Regions from separate parts of the Homo sapiens genome. Here region 2 is linked to region 1. A link is an interaction called in ENCODE POLR2A ChIA-PET data of the cell type or tissue named here. Cell type or tissue: PC-3. All regions are shown on one strand. Each heading gives the region's core, and the rest is flanking DNA. Links, peaks and the distances in the headings are about the cores only. Region 1 overlaps CACNA1A (calcium voltage-gated channel subunit alpha1 A). Region 2 overlaps LOC105372284 (a long non-coding RNA gene).

What was found. Peaks named below come from ENCODE experiments on the same cell type or tissue, not always from the same donor. Only the 100,000 strongest peaks of a DNase experiment are listed, where the experiment ranks them.
Region 2: POLR2A ChIA-PET joins it to region 1 with 10 read pairs; 2 of 35 experiments call an interaction of 5 or more read pairs at or near these places.

The regions. Positions count from the first base shown.
Region 1 is chr19:13,224,522-13,232,847 of GRCh38, reverse strand. It overlaps CACNA1A (calcium voltage-gated channel subunit alpha1 A), which reads left to right. Exons shown (of 47, transcript NM_001127222.2): 35 at 988-1,138; 36 at 2,639-2,766; 37 at 5,321-5,417; 38 at 8,076-8,181. Among named protein-coding and RNA genes, the nearest start is that of IER2, 78 kb to the right of the region's middle. RefSeq lists enhancers at 823-1,323, 1,324-1,824, 6,022-6,523, 7,046-7,545, 7,546-8,047. In PC-3, for the core only: a CTCF peak has its summit at 4,057; no DNase peak of the experiment used is centred there; H3K4me3 peaks cover 323 bases; H3K27me3 peaks cover 691 bases.
Region 2 is chr19:13,713,486-13,721,811 of GRCh38, reverse strand. LOC105372284 (a long non-coding RNA gene) reads left to right here. Exons shown (of 7, transcript XR_001754028.1): 2 at 4,573-4,636; 3 at 7,379-7,442. Among named protein-coding and RNA genes, the nearest start is that of YJU2B, 30 kb to the left of the region's middle. In PC-3, for the core only: CTCF peaks have their summits at 379, 2,895 (motif pointing right) and 4,213; DNase peaks (open chromatin) are centred at 361, 2,901 and 4,271; H3K4me3 peaks cover 797 bases; H3K27ac peaks cover 1,441 bases.

The DNA of each region.
Region 1 (8,326 bases), core at 6-8,005:
CAAACTCCTGACCTCAGGTGATCCACCCGCCTCAGCCACCCAAAGTGCTGGGATTACAGGCATGAGCCACTGCACCCGGCCTGAAGGGAGCTTTTTTTTTTTTTTGCTTTTTTTTGAGACAGAATCTCCCTCTTTGTCACCCAGGCTGGAGTGCAGTGGCGCGATCTCAGCTCACTGCAACCTCCGCCTCCTGGGTTCAAGCGATTTTCCTGCCTCAGCCTCCCAAGTAGCTGAGACTACAGGTGAGCGCCACCACACCGAGCAAATTTTTGGTATTTTTAGTAGAGATAGGGTTTCACCATGTTAGCCAGGATGGTCTCAATCTCCTGACCTCGTGATCCACCCACCTCAGCCTCCCAAAGTGCTGGGATTACAGGTGTGAGCCACCGCGCCCAGCCAAGAGGGGAGCTTTTAAAGCATAACAGTGACCAGCCTGAGCAATGCAGTGAAACCCCATCTCTACAAAAAAAAATAGTTTAAAAATTAGCCAGGAGTGGTGGCGTGTGCCTGTAGTCCCCAGCTACTCAGGAGGCCGAGGCGGGAGGATCACCTGAGCCTGGGAAGTTGAGGCTGCAGTGAGCAGTGATTGTGCCACTACACTCCAACCTGGGTAACAGAGCAAGACCCTGTCAAAAAAAAAAAAGAGAGAGAGAGAGAAAAGAAAGGAAAAGAAAGAGAGAGAGAAGGAAAAGAAAAGAAAAAAACATATCAGTGTCCTCAAATCCCACCCTAGACCAACTGAATCCAAGTCTGCTGGGGTGGGGCACGGGCATTGGTATTTTTTCAAAGCTCTCTGTGGACTTCAGTGCACAGCCAAGAATGTGAATTCCCTTCTCTCAGCTCCCAGTAAAAGGAGGTGGTCCACCTGGGGCTTGCCTGGCCAGCTCCAGAGCCCAAGTGCTCAACGTGTGTGCTCCACCTCCTGGGGAGGCGTTGGTACCCAGTCAGGGCTGGGTGTCCGAGTCTCTGATTTCTCCCTGTCCTCAGGAGTGCCACCGGGGAAGCTTGGCACAACATCATGCTTTCCTGCCTCAGCGGGAAACCGTGTGATAAGAACTCTGGCATCCTGACTCGAGAGTGTGGCAATGAATTTGCTTATTTTTACTTTGTTTCCTTCATCTTCCTCTGCTCGTTTCTGGTGAGTCTGTGGACACTGTGAGGGCCGTCTGGGCTCCCTAAGCCTGGCTTCCTTTCAGGGGAGTGGGTTTCTGTGGAATGTGGCTGTGTCGAAGGCTTGTTCCCTCCAAGGCTTCTCTGAACCAGCCTGGGATCAGGTGACCCTGAGCGTCTCAAACTCAGCACTGTTGACATTTGGGGGTGGCTGATTCTTTGGGGTGGGGCCATCATGTGCACTGCAGTGTATGGCAGCATCCCTGTCCTCCCCCCACCAGATGCTGGCAGCACACGCCACCCGTTCCTCCTGTTGTGACAACCAAAAATGTCTCCGGACATTGCCAGGTGCCCCCAGGGGGTGGGGGTGGGGTTGGGAGTGGGGGCCAGAATTCCCCCATTTGAGACTCAATGAAATATTTCAGCTGGGCGTAGTGGCCGATGCCTGTAATCCCAACACTTCGGGAGGCTGAGGTGGGAGGGTCACTTGAGCCCAGGAATACAAGACCAGCCTGGACAGCATGGTGTGAAACCCATCTCTTTAAAAAAAAAAAAAAAAATTGAATTAGCTGCACACGTGGTGCTGTGCACCTGCAGTCCCAGCTACTCAGGAGGCTGAGGTGGGAGGATCACTTGAGCCTTGGAGGTCGAGGCTGCAGTGAGCCATGATCACACCACTGCACCCCAGCCAGGGCGACAGAATGAGATCCTGTCTCAAAAACAAACAAAAACAAACAAAAAAAAAAAAAACATTGCGAGGGAAGAAATACCTCACTTTGGCCTTGTTGGGGGCAGATGTGGGAGGATTTGGGGTCACAGTGGTTCTCTTGGTGTTGGTCCCTGTTTCAGAAGCCTCCCCTCCCTCTCACTGACTCTGTTTCTTTCCATCATTCTTGGTCTTTGTCTCTCTCTCTCTTTTTTTTTTTTCTTTGAAATGGAGTCTCACTCTGTTGCCCAGGCTAAAGTGCAGTGGCGAGACCTCAGCTCACTGCAGCCTCCACCTCCCAGGTTCAACCGATTCTTCAGCTTCAACCTCCCAAGTAGCTGGGATTACAGGTGCACATGCCACCACACCCAGCTAATTTTTGTATTTTTAGTAGAGACAGTGTTTCACCATGTTGACCAGGCTGGTCTCAAACTCCTGACCTCAAGTGATCTGTCCACCTCGGCCTCCCAAAGTGCTGGGATTACAGGCGTGATCCACCGTGCCCGGCCAGTCTTTGTCTCTTTGTATCTCTCTCTCTCCATCTCTCTCTGTTTCTCTCTTCCTCTTCCCCATCTCTCCACTTGATCTCTCTCTCACTGGACCTCCTTGTGTGAGTGAGCATCACCTCTCCATTCCCCAGTCTCTTTCTGTCTCTGTCTCATTTCCTTTCCCCATCTTCTCTCTATCCCTCTCTCCATCTGGGCCTCTGTGTACATGTCTTTGGGTCTGTCTGTCCGTCTGTCTGTCTGTATCCTTCTCACTCACTCATTCATTCCCTCGGTCTCTGCCCCCATTCTCTCTTGGTCCCCGGGGTCCCCACAGATGCTGAATCTCTTTGTCGCCGTCATCATGGACAACTTTGAGTACCTCACCCGAGACTCCTCCATCCTGGGCCCCCACCACCTGGATGAGTACGTGCGTGTCTGGGCCGAGTATGACCCCGCAGCTTGGTAAGAAGTCACCCCGAATCCTCCAGCCACAATACTCACCTCTCCCTGGAACTGGAACACGGGCTAGGTCAGGCCCCAGACTCTGGAGCACTGAACTCCTGGGGTCCTAGCAGGGGTCTCACAGGTTCAGTCAGGAGAGAAGATATAAGAATCATCACCCTTGCATACCCCAGATTAAACACGTAGGGTGCCAACCCTGCCCAAACCCTGGACTTTCTGGGAAATGAGGGAGGGCGTCAACCATGAGATGTCCTGAAGAGCCCTCTCCTCCTACGAGTCTCTCCTGTCTCTCACTGTGAAGTCTCCAGATGGTGAGGATGCATTAGCCAGGCTCCAGGGAGAAAACCAACAGCATCCCAGCCTCAGTTCTCTTGAGAGTGTGGGGAGGAGGGCTGGCCTACCCTTGGCAGACAGGATTGGCAGCAACATCAGAGTAGCAGAACTCAGCTCCCACTGGGACCCGTGAACCTGGGAGTGAGAGGACATACAGGCCAGGGGAGGACGCAGAGCCTCAGGGGCCCATGCATCTTTGTGGCCACAAAGGGAGTGGGCGCTCCCATCTGGGTAGACACCAGAGGGGTCCCTCTCCACTGACGGGCAATGGTTTCAGAGGGTGGGTTCCACCTTGTGCACGTGTATTGAGTGCCCACCCAACACCAAGCCTTGAAGGACACTCAGAGGCTTTATCTGAATACCTGGAACCCACCAGCCACTAACTGAGGATTTAGTTCAGGCTGGTCTTGGGGCCTGAAGAAGCATTACTGGGGGGCCCTCAGCAGCCTAAGCCCCATCTTCCTCTGGCCTCAGCACCAGAGAGGAGGCCGTCACGAGGAAGGTGGGCAGGAGGTGGTCTTGGCTATTCCCATAGCCTCAAACAAGTACTCCATGAGACCGAGAGGCTGGGGAGAGCCGTGGGTCTGGGGCTGGGCTTTGGCTGGTTCCTAACTCTTCCTCTTTTGATTTTAGGTCACAGCAATTGGATGCTGTCCCCAAGGCCTCTATTCCACAAGCCCCCCCCCACCCCTGTAGCCCATGTAGACTGTGGAGGAGGCAGATGCAGAGAGAGCCCCAGGGGAGGTGCCCTGCAGTCCCGAACTCGACTGACATCCTACACCCCTGGGTCTCCCCAGTGTCTGGGAATGTACTGGGGACCTTCACTTGTCCCCAGTCTCTCCCACTCCTTCAAGCCAGGGACACCCCAGCCTCGGGCATCATGACCTCGCTGTGTGCCCAGGGAGCCCGTGTGAACCCATTGCCTGCACTAACCCCCTTTCTTCTCCTTTCAGCGGTCGGATTCATTATAAGGATATGTACAGTTTATTACGAGTAATATCTCCCCCTCTCGGCTTAGGCAAGAAATGTCCTCATAGGGTTGCTTGCAAGGTTTGACTTCCACTAAAACCTGCTAGCATCCATGGAATGAGTGTGGCTTGGGGTTCTTCAATATATATATTTCATATATATATATATATATATCTCTCTCTCTCTCTAAAAAAACAGAGCCATCTCTCTTTCTTGCATTAAACTAGAAAACTCTCTTAGCCAACAGAATGCAGTCATGTAGACTCGATAAAGCATGGAACATATTTCCTCCTTCCCTTCAGCCTTCAGCCATCTTTGCTTGCTCTTAGCTGAAGCTGCCCATCCTGGGGTCTCCACGGCACCCCAAATCAGATACATCCCCTGGGGGATTGTAACTTTGCATTTCTCCCCCAACCATCACCTCCACTCTCTCCCCCTCCACCCCTCACCTCCCAAAGCCCCTAGCCCTCCTCCCCTCCCTGGCACTGGCCCCTGCTCCCCACCTAGGCCCCCTCAGAGACCAGCCTCAGCCAAACCAGAGAACGTGACCCAACTGTAGAAATAACAGTGATGGCCGGGCGCAGTGGCTCATGCCTGTAATCCCAGCACTTTGGGAGGCCAAAGCAGGAGGATCGCTTGAGCCCAGGAGTTTGAGACCAGCCTGGGCAACATAGCAAGAACCCCCTTCTCTATAAAAAATTAGCCAGGCATTGTGGCGCATGCCTGTAGTCCCAGCTACTTGGGAGGCTGAGGCAGAAGGATTGCTTGAGCCCAGGAGGTGGAGGCTGCAGTGAGCTATGATCACACCACTGCACTCCAACCCAGGCGACAGAGAGAGACCCTGTCTCTTTAAAAAAAAAAAAAAAAAAAAAAAAAGGCAATGAACAAAAGCATGGCTCTACGTCTTCCAAAGTGAGAATTCTCCCTCCCCTCCGCATCCCTCCAGAACTGTAGCTCAGAGCCCACGCTGAATCTGACTTTTCTCTTTTCTCTCTCTCTCCCTGCTCCCGAGCAGTGAAGTAATCTTTTTTTACTGACCTTTTCTTCCATTTTTTTTCCTCCTCTTTTCCATTGATTTGAAATATCTATTTTATCATTCTCTGCATCTTTCTCTCTCTATTTTTTCGGCTCGTGTGGATTTCTTTTTTCTTTCTTCTGTTTCTCCCCACCTCTCTTCCTTTGGTTCTCTGTTCCCATTCCCGTTTTGTTTTTTTGTTTTTGTTTTTGTTTTTTTCATTTTCGGTGCTGCCAGGGGCCGCATGCCTTACCTGGACATGTATCAGATGCTGAGACACATGTCTCCGCCCCTGGGTCTGGGGAAGAAGTGTCCGGCCAGAGTGGCTTACAAGGTAGACTACCCTTGCCGACCACCGACGTCCAGGCACTGGGTTTTTTTTTCTTCTTCTTCTTCTTTTTTTTTAGTGCTGACCAGAAACACCCGGCCGACTCTCTTTTTCCAACGTTTCTCTTCTTTTTTGTTTTTGATTCTTTTTTTTCTTTTCTCGAGTCAACTGATCATGACCATCCCTTGATTCTAAGCAGCACACTGTGTCCGTCCTTTCTGATGAGTGTCTTCGTGTTTTGAGACTCCATTATGGCCGACATGCCGGGGGGAGGGGGAGGGGAGCGCCCAGGTCCCCTTGCACCTGGTCTCCCAGGTACCAAATTGGAAACAAACACGCTTCTTCAGGGAGTCAAAACCCATGCTTCCCACTTCTGCCCACCCAGAGCGGCCCCCATGCCCAGGCTGGGGCAGGCGCCTTGCAGAGAGGGGCTTTAGCCCCCGAAAGCAGGCGAGGTCCCGGGTCCCCGCCCCTGCCACGCACACCTGAAGCTGATCTCTGACCTAGGGCCTTGGGGATTCGAGACCTTCCAAGGAGCACCAAGAACCTCTCTTCCCCTCCCTTCCTTCCCCTGGAGTTTCGTCCCCAGCCCCCGTCCCTAATCCCCCCAAGACACCCCAACATGCCTCTCCATTGTTCCAGAGTGGGCAGGCGGCCGCAGCTGGACCCCTGGACGGTGGCACACTGATGCAGGCCATGCACGCTGCCTTGGCGGGGCCTGGGGCGGGCAGGCACCATGGCCGACGGGGGGTGGTGCATGCTGGCTGAGAGAGCGAGCGTCCTGCCGCCAAGCGGCTGGCCCGGGCCACCCCTCCAGATCCCTGTCCTGGAATCTCCCTTGGTGCCCAAGGACAGATGCTCTGTTCCCTCCATTCATCCACAAGAAGTTCAGGGATGACCTTTAAAGATTCTCCCCACCCAAAAAGTATTACCCCATCATCCTATTCTCCCATCCACCTTGATCTTCCCTGCGTCCCTATCCATCAATGCTATTTGTACCTGCCCCGTGTTGCCACCTCATTCCTTTCCTTCCTCTGTGCACCCCTCCTCACCTAACCTATATGTCTCCCCTCCTTCTCAATCAAAGCCGGGGACAAGGTTGTCCCACCAGCATCTCAGACAATGAGCCTCTCCTGGCACCTGTCGCTCTGTGCCCCTCCCTGCCGCCCCCCCCCCCCCCCCCGGTTTTCCTCAAGTCGCTTCTCTCAGTCTCTGCTTAGATGAATGTGTGCGCATGTGCAAGAGAGGGAGGGCGAGCCCTTCCTCTCCTGGTCTTTGTGCAGGACCACCATGGGTCCATAAGACAACTTTGTGCAAATTTGAAAAAGGCACCCTTTCCACAGAACATGCCTGTTGGAAAATTGTTGCAATCTACCAATGTGGTGAGAACAAGACACTTTTTTTCTATCACCTGGGAAGCTGTTATATTTAATATACAAATCGGGGGCTGGGCGTGGTGGCTCATGCCTGTAATCCTAGTGCTTTGGGAGGCTGAGACGGGAGGATCACTTGAGCCCAGTTCGAGACTAGCCTGGGCAACATAGCGAGACCCCATCTCTACAAAAAGAAAAAATATTTTAATTAATAAATAAGTACATAAATCTATCATTTCCAAGATGGGAGCCCTTTGTGCGGTGTACAACCTGCACAACTGTGCACAGTGGCCCAGTCTATGTGTGTTTCTCTATTTCCCACCTCCTTCCCCACCCTACCCCCAGTGTCCCCTCCAGTGTCCTGCTCTGGATTTACCATACCCCTCCCCATCTTCAACTCTGTGTTTCCTGCCCACTTGTGTCTGAATCCCCACCCAAGTTGCCCTCACCCCCCTTCTCTGTGCCACTTCAGCCTGGGCTGGTGCACACCAGCCCAGCATCCTCTCCCATGCCACCAAGCATGGTGGACAGAGCCCCTGCCTGGGACATGGGGAATCTTTTCTTCCCTGGGCTGGAAGGGAGTGCCCCTCACCCCTTCCCCCTGCCATTGCACAGAGAGCCAAGATCTGGACATGCCCCTGAGATACACTTCCCACGGAGCTATGAATGAGTCTCGAGATTCCGTCTGCATGCGCCCCTGTCTGTGCTGTTCTGTGTCACAGCCTCGCTGCATGCCTGCGAGGGGCCTGCCCCGTCAGTGGGGGGCTGCCTGCCTGCTGCTTCTCAGAGGAATGATGTGGTCTGTGCCCATCTGCTCTGTCCTGGTCTGGGCCAAGCCAGGGATTGGGTGTGGGGAGCCAGTGGCACCCCCCACCAGCGGCTGTGGTCCTGGCCCCCTCAGCCTTGGCTGTTGCATGCACTGCTCAAATCCAGCTTGTGCTCTTTTTCTTTGGGGTCAGACTGAAACGGGGCCATCCAGAAGAACTCTGGGGCAGGGCGGGGGTGGGGCAAGGGTTGAGGCAAACCCTGGAAATGCCAGCTCTCAGGTCAAGCAGGTGGGGGAAAAAAGGAGAGGGCAGGGGACCAGAAGTACAAGAGAGCCTTTTGTGCCCTCCCTGCGGGCCACCAAGAGAAACTGAGTACTGGGACAGGTAACCTAAGTAAGAGACACCTCAGCCGCCACAGCTTTCAGAGTTCTTCCTGGGACTCCCTGGGTAGGGGCGGGCGCGGCTCACGGGAGACCCAGGAGGGATGCCTGGGAATGACTGCGCTTGCCTTGGGTTTTCTGTAGCGGCTTCTGCGGATGGACCTGCCCGTCGCAGATGACAACACCGTCCACTTCAATTCCACCCTCATGGCTCTGATCCGCACAGCCCTGGACATCAAGATTGCCAAGGGTAAGGAAGGGACAGGGGCGGGCACAGACAGGCGTGACAGGGTGGAACCGGGGATCTCCCTCCCTACCCCAAACTAGAGGATCTGCTGTCACCACCCGGATCTTCATTCACTCTTCCATTCATTCGTTCCACAGGGTTTTTTGGG
Region 2 (8,326 bases), core at 141-8,140, 490 kb before region 1:
GATCTCGGCTCACTGCAACCTCCCCCTCCCAGGTTCAAGCGATTCCCCTGCCTCAGCCTCCCGAGTAGCTGGGACTATAGGTGTGTGCCACCATGCCCAGCTAATTTTTGTATTTTTAGTAGAGATGGGGTTTCACCATGTTGGCCAGGATAGTCTCGAACTCCTGACCTCATGATCCACCTGCCTCGGCCTCCCAAAGTGCTGGGATTACAGGCTTGAGCCACCACGCCCGGCTGAGAAATATTTCATAAGTCATAGAACTAAGGAAAGTATAATAACTGAAGTTCGAGAACTGAGGTACACCCTCCAGCTTCCTCATGACCATCACAATCCACTTCGCCTCATGGGGCAGTCTATTCTCCACACTGCAGCCAGAGGGAGCCTTTGTTTTTCCTTTTTAGCAAAACTTTTCAAATTTGTATATCAGTTTTTTTCTTTTTTAAATTGAGCCAGGCAGGGTGGCTGTTTTCTGTAATTTCAACACTTTGGGAGGCCAAGGCGGTAGGATCACCTGAGACTAGGAGTTCGATACCAGCCTGGAAAACACAGTGAGACCTCGTCTCTACAAAAAAATACAAAATATTAGCTGGGAGTGGAGGTGCGTGCCTGTAATCCTGGCTGCTCGGGAGGCTGAGGTGGGAGGATGGCTTGGGCCCAGGAGTTTGAGGCTGTTGTGAGCCGAGATCATGCTACTGCACTCCAGCCTGGGTGACAGAGAGAGACTCTGTCTCAATAAACAAACAAAGTTGAACTGAAATTCACAAAACATAAAATTAAGTTTTAGGTTGGGCGCGGTGGCTCACGCCTGTAATCTCAGCACTGTGGGAGGCTGAGGTGGGCGGATCACCTGAGGTCAGGAGTTCGAGACCAGCCTGGCCAATATGGTGAAACCCTGTCTCTACTAAAAATACAAAAAATTAGCTGGGCGTAGTGGCGGGTGCCTGTAATCCCAGCTACTTGGGAGGCTGAGGCAGGACTGGGCAAGAAGAGCAAAACTCCATCTCAAAAAAAAAGAAAAAGTTTAAAAAGAACAGTTCAGTGGCAGTACATTTGCAATGTTATGCAACCGCCACAACATTTAAAAACAAAAAACCACACACACACACACAAAATGAGACAAGTTCTCACTATGGTGCCTAGGCTGATCTCAAATTCTTGGGCTCCAGTGATCCTCCCGCCTTGGCCTCCCAAGTAGCTGAGATCACAGGCGGCTAACCACCTCTATTTAGTTTCAGAATATTTTCATTATCCCCAAAGGAAACCTGTTGTTGGTAAACTTGTGTTGAAGGCCATAGCCAGAACCCCTATAGTATGGGGGTTTCTGGGGAGGTGTTCTACGCATGGTTTTGTAGGGGCATCCTTTGCTGTGCCCTCATATTATTCTACTTTGCTTTCCTCCTCTTCCCATTTAGGCCTGAGCTGGGTAAACAATTAATTGAATCGCTCATCGATTTGTTCATGGATGGTCATTTATTTTGTGTCAGGCATTAGACCAGATGGTAAGGCTACCAGGATGGAATCACTTGCCCTTGCACTTAAGGTAGTTTCATTTGATAGAAGAGGGAAAAAAGAAGGCTGGGCGTGGTGGCTCACGTCTGTAATCCTAGCACTTTGGGAGGCCGAGGCGGGTGGATCACCTGAGGTCAGGAGTTCGAGACCAGCCTGGCCAACATGGTGAAACCCTATCTGTACCAAAAATACAAAAATTAGCTGGGTGTGGTGGTACATGCCTGTAATCTCAACTACTCAGGAGGCTGAGGCTGGGGAATTGCTTGAACTTGGGAGGCGGAGGCTGCAGTGAGCTGAGATAGTGCCACCGCACTCCAGCCTGGGCGACAGAGTGAGACTCCGTCTCAAAAAAATAAAAAAGGTTGTCGGCTGTGTTGTCTAGGCTGGTCTCGAACTCCTGGACTCAAGTAATTTTTATGCTTTGGCTTCCCAAAGGTGAAAGGCAAAGTAATCCTTGCCTGCTATGGTTACAGGCACGATCCACGGTGCCCGGCCATATTCCATGTTTGATAGCAGAGTAGAATGACTATACTTAAAAAAATGTATTGTACTTAGGTGACAGATACCCTGGATACCCTAAATACCCTGATTTAATCACTATGCATTATATACACATAAAAAATGTCTCAGTACACCATAATTTGCACAAATAAAAAAAGTATTCCTTCTCAGCCAGACACGGTGGCTCACGCCTGTAACCCCAGCACTTTGGGAGGCCGGAGGGGCGGATCACTTGAGGTCAGGAGTTGGAAACCAGCCCGGCCAACATGGTGAAACCCTGTCGCTACTAAAAATACCTGTCACGAGTAAAAATACAAAAATTAGCCAGGTGTGGTGGCACGTGCTTGTAGTCCCAGCTACTTGGGAGGCTGAGGCATTAGAATTGCTTGAACCTGGGAGGCGGAGGTTGCAGTGAGCCCAGATCGCACCACTGCACTCCAGCCTGCATGACAGTGAGAGACTTAGGTGATGGATACCCTAAATACCCTGATTTAATCACTATGCATTATATACATGTAAAACATTTCTCATGTACACCATAACTTGCAGAAAGAAAAAAAGTATTCCTCCTGTCTAACTGCAACTTACACTCTTAGACAAAAATCTCTCCACTTCCCACCACTCCCCATTCAGCCCCTGGTAATCATCATTCTTCTCTCTGCATCTTTGAGTTCAACTTTTTTAGATCTCATAGAGGAGTGAGAGCATGTGGAATTGGTCTTTCTGTGCCTGGCTTTTGCATTTAGCATAACATCCTTCAGCATTTCGCTTGCATGCTAATGTTGGCCTCGGTGCCTGGAATTCCATTGACAGATGCATGCTTGTGTCTGACAAGCTTCTCCCCAGAGAGCGCTTAGAGCTGCTCTCCCGATCTGAGGCATGATGCCCACGGGAGGGCACAAGAGCTCCGTCATTACATCTAGGTTTTAGGCGTTGCCTCAAGAGGAGCCTTTTATTTATTTATTTTTGAGACAGAGTTTTGCTCTGTTGCCCAGGCTGGAAGTGCAGTGGCACAATCTCGGCTCACTGCAACCTCCACCTCCCGGGTTCAAGCAATTCTTCTGCCTCAGCCTCCCGAACAGCCGGGACTTCAGGTGTGTACCACCATGTCCGGCTAATTATTTTTATTTTTTGTAGAGATGAGGTCTTGCTATGCTGCCCAGGCTGGCCTTGAACTCCTGGCCTCAAGTAATCCTCCCCACCTTGGTCTCCCAAAGTGTTGGGATTACAGGCGTGAGCCACCACACCTGATCCCACCTGGATTTTTTTAGAGGATAAATTGTATGTTTAGTCTTTGCCTTAGAATGGATACAGGTGGGACTGGCTGGCTCTCTAGGCATTCACTCATGTAAGGATGTTTTCCCATGGGTTTTCATGTCCTTAGCAACTTTGTTCTCTTTAATGTCTTCAATAGCCCCACTCATGAGTTGGGAGGACAGAAATTAGGCAGAGATAAAGGGGAACACATTGATTTGCTTTCTCTGTAAATTTTAATTAACACAGAAACTATTTTTAGAAAAATCACTAAACCAATCACTTCTCCAATTACTTCTCCTTTTGCCCTGAAAGTAGTTAACGATGGGAAATGGCTTTCCCCTAAGTCTCAATTCTTTTTTTCCTCCGCCTCTGTTTCACTCTGTTATTCTTGGGCTGTCTGCTTTTATTTGACATCATGTCCACTCCTGGTCTTTCCAAGTGTTCTCTTTTTTTTTTTTTCCTTTTTCTGAGATGGAGTTTCGCCCTGTCCCCCAGGCTGGAGTGCAGTGGTGTGATCTTGGCTCACTGCAACCTCCGCCTCCTGGGTTCAAGCAATTCTCCTGCCTCAGCCTCCTGAGTAGCTAGGATTACAAGCGTGCACCACCATGCCTGGCTAATTTTTGTATTTTTAGTAGAGATGGGATTTCACCATGTTGGCCAGGCTGGTCTTGAACTCCTGACCTTGTGATCTGCCTGCCTCGGCCTCCCAAAGTGCTGGGATTACAGGCGTGAGCCACTGCGCCCAGCCCCAAGTGTTCTCTTCGATTGCGTCTTCATTTTGCTTTTCTGATAGTTTATTTGGAAAATGGTTTCAGGAAGCAGTAACAGGGATATTGGAAGAGGCAGACAGGTTAGGAGGAAAAGCCAATGAAGAGTGCATTATTGAGCTACTCCTGCAAGTAAATGGTGCAGAAAAAAAGTCAGAATAGTCCCCCAAGCGGATGAGGGTGGGGAGTGACACATTCATTTATTGACTCTGCACTGGTTGAGCGTTACCTCCTCGGGGCTTTATCTCTTCCTAACTTCTGGCAGCATCTGCACGCAGACAGCCTTCAATAGCTGCAAAAAAGCTCCGAGGCAGAAAAATGAGTTGCTGTGGCTGATACTTGAGGTGGGAGGCAGTCTGGGTGCATGGAACTTCTGCCACTTCTACAGGCGTTAGCCACCTCACCCGGCCCAGGGCAGGGATTTTTGCCTGTTGTGTTTACTGCTTGCTACATTCCCATTGCCTTAGACAAAATCTGAGGACTTAAAACAATAAATCCTAAAGAAATGCTTGATGGATCCTAACTGCTAATGCTTTAGTTCAGGTCTTTGTGACTCATCTGGATGCTGTCGAAGAGACAGAGCTGGACACCGGTTAAAAGTGGTAAAGACAGTTTTATTCGGTACTATTGTAATAGGGGAAAAGAGACTTCAGCAGAGAAATGAGCTCAGTTTCCAAAACAGCAAAGACAGATTGGCATTTACAGCCGATGAGCAGAGTGAAGGGTTTAGTGGGTGAAAAATGACTAAGAGGAAACATCAAGCATAGGGGGATTCTTTTTTATTTTTAATAGAGACAGGGTCTTACTATGTTGCCCAGGCTGCTCTTGAACTCCTGGCCTCCAGCAATCTTCCTGCTTTTCCCTCCTAAAGTGTTGGGATTACAGGCATGAGCCACTGCACTCGGCAGATAGGGGGATTCTTGCCAAACCATTGTTGTAGACAATGTTTGTGTCTCCTTCAAATTCATGTTTTTGGTTTTTTTTTTTTTAATTTTATGGAGTCTCGCCCTGTTGCCCAGGCTGGAGTGCAGTGGCATGATTCTCAGCTTACTGCAACTTCCGCTTTCCGGGTTCAAGTGATTCTCCTGCCTCAGCCTCCCAAGTAGCTGGAATTACAGGCCCATGTCACCACGCCTAGCTAATTTTTGTAGTTTTAGTAGAGACAGGTTTTTGCCATGTTGGCCAGGCTGGTCTTGGACTCTTGACCTCAGGTGATCCACCTGCCGTGGCCTCCCAAAATGCTGAGATTACAGGCGTGAGCTACTGTGCCAGGCCCAAATTCATGTATTGAAACCTAATCCTCAATGTGATGGTGTTGGAGGCAGGGCCTTTGGGAGGTGATAAAGTTATGGGACTGGAGCCCTCAGGAATGGGATTAATGCCTCTATCAAACAGATCCCAGAGAGGTCCCTCAACCCTTCCACCATGTGGGGGCACAATGAAAAAATGGTCATCTATGAACCAAGAAGCAGATTCTCAGCAGGCACTGAATGCGCTGGTGCCTTGCTCTTGGACTTCCCAGCCACTAGAATTGTGGGAAATGAATTTCTGTTGCTTTTAAGCCACTCAATCTATGTTATTTTGTTAGAGTAGCCCAAATGGATTAAGATGCTAACTTAAGGATTCTTGCTGAAGGCTGGCCAGGGTGATAAAATATTAAGGATTGGGGTATAATTTAGCAGGATTCTTTGCCAAGACTGACAGAAGCAGGCTAAGGACAGGATCCAAGAATGATGCCTAGTTGAAAAGAGGAGTCATGGGTGGCTCATGCCTGCAGTCCTAGCACTTGGGGAGGCTAGTGTGAAGCTTGCTTGAGCCCTAGGAGTTCAAGACCAGCCTGGGAAAAATAGAGAGACCCCCATCTCTACCAAAAATAAAAATAAAAATAAAAAAATTAGGCGGGCATAGTAGTGCATGCCTGTGGTCCCAGCTACTCAAGAGGCTGAGCCAAGAGGATCGCTTCAGCTCTGGTGGTCGAGGTTACAGTGAGCGCTGTGATCACTGCTGCACTCTAGCCTGGGTGACAGAGTGAGACCTTGTTTCCCAAAAAAAAAGAAAGAAAGAAAAAGAGAGTCTTTATCAATGCTTTCATGGCCTCTTTTTTTTTTTTTTTTTTTTTTTGAGACAAGGTCTCACTTTGTTGCCCAGGCTGGAGTGCAGTGGCACGATCTCACCTCACTGCAACCTCTGCCTCTCAGGTTCAAGCAATTCTCCTGCCTCAGCCTCCCAAGTAGCTGGGACTACAAGTGTGCACCACCACACCCAGATAATTTTTGTATTTTTTTTTTTTTGAGACGGAGTCTCGCTCTGTTGCCCAGGCTGGAGTGCACTGGCGTGATCTCAGCTCACTGCAAGCTCTGCCTCCCGGGTTCACACCATTCTCCTGCCTCACCCTTCCGAGTAGCTGGGACTACAGGCGCCCGCCATCATGCCCGGCTATTTTTTTTTGTATTTTTAGTAGCGACGGGGTTTCACCGTGTTAGCCAGGATGGTCTCAATCTCCTGACCTCGTGATCCACCCGCCTTGGCCTCCCAAAGTGCTGGGATTACAGGCACCCGCCACCACGCCCGGCTAGTTTTTTCTGTATTTTTAGTAGAGTTGGGGTTTCACCATGTTGGCCAGGCTTGTCTCAAACTCCTGACCTCAAGTGGTCTGCCTGCCTCAACCCTCGAAAGTGCTAGTATTATAGGTGTGAGCCACAGTGCCCGGCCCTTTCATGGCCTCTTAACTGGAATTTTTGCATCATATCTCTCTTCCAATCCTCCACATACTACAGATGGATCTTCCTGAGGTGCAAATCTAATCAGATCATCTCCCTCTTTAGACAGGCTTGAATCAGATCTGGACTACATCTTCATTCTCATTTTTTGACACAAGTCATGCTCACTGTATGGGCCAGCCACACTGAACTATGGGCTATGTCGTTCATGCCCATGGGCCTCTGCATAACCTTTTCAACAGCCTTCACTTTCTCTTAACTGTCAGGTCAAGCATCACTTCTTTCTGGAAGTGTTTTCCAATCCTCCGAGTTAGGTCCACCCACTTCTATGAATTAATAGCATTTATCACAATGTCGTGATTGTTAGGTTTCTCCTCTAGGAGAAGTATAGCACAGTGCTGAGAGCCTAATGCCAGAGCCAATCTGGATTTGAATTCTGACTTTACTCCTTACTGGCCATTCACATAACCTGTGTGGTTCTGTTTACTTGGGTCTGCCACATAATGAATGCAGTATAAATGCTACTTATCATAGCAGTCAGCTATTGCTGCACAAGAAAAGAGACCCCAAAACTCAGTATCTTGAAATAACAATACCTTAAGCTTTTTTTCGTTTTTCATACAGGCATTCAAAGCTATGCCTTTTCCTCTCAGCACTGCTTTAGCTGCATCCCACAGCATTTTTTCAGGTATGTTCATTAGCATTCAGTTCAAAATATTTTCTTATTTCCACTGTGATTTTTTTTTTCTCTGACTTAGGAGTTATTTAGGGATGTGTGGTTAAATTTCCAAACAATTGTAAATTTCTAGTTATCTTTTTTGTTGTTGACTTCTAGTTTAATTCCACTGTGCTCATACTTTGTAGGATCTCAGTTCTACAAAATTTGTTGAGACTTGCTTGACAGCCCAGCATATGGGCTATTGTGATGGCTATTCCAAAAGTAGCAATCATTTATTTTTGCCCACATGTCTGAGGACTTGGCTGATGTGGGTGGGGACCAGCTGGACAGCTTTGATGCATGCTTTGGCCTCTCTCTGCAGGTTGGGTTTAGATCAATTCTGCATGTATTCATTCTTTTTTTTTTTTTCAGACATAGTCTCACTCTGCTGCCCAGGCTGGAGTGCGGTGGTGTGATCTCGGCTGACTGCAACCTCTGCCTCCTGGATTCAAGTGGTTCTCCCGCCTCAGCCTCCTGAGTAGCTGGGATTACAGGCACCTGCCACCACGCCCGACTTTTTTTTTTTTTTTTTTTTTGTAGAGATGGGGTTTCTCCATGTTGGCCAGGCTGGTCTGACACTCCTGACCTCAGGCGATCCGCCCACCTTGGCCTCCAAAAGTGCTGGGATTACAGGCGTGAGCCACTGTGCCTGGCTGGCATGTATTCATTCTGAGGCCTCGGCCAAAGGAATAATCATTCTTGGGAGGAAGCTTCCCTCATGATGATGACAGAGATAAGCCAAGTGGAGACATGGGAGGCTTCTTGAGGGATGCTTGGAACTGGTTACCTGTTGAGCAAAGCTGGTCCCACAGCCCAAACAGCCCAAAGTCAAGAGGCAAGGGTTCTGCTTTTGG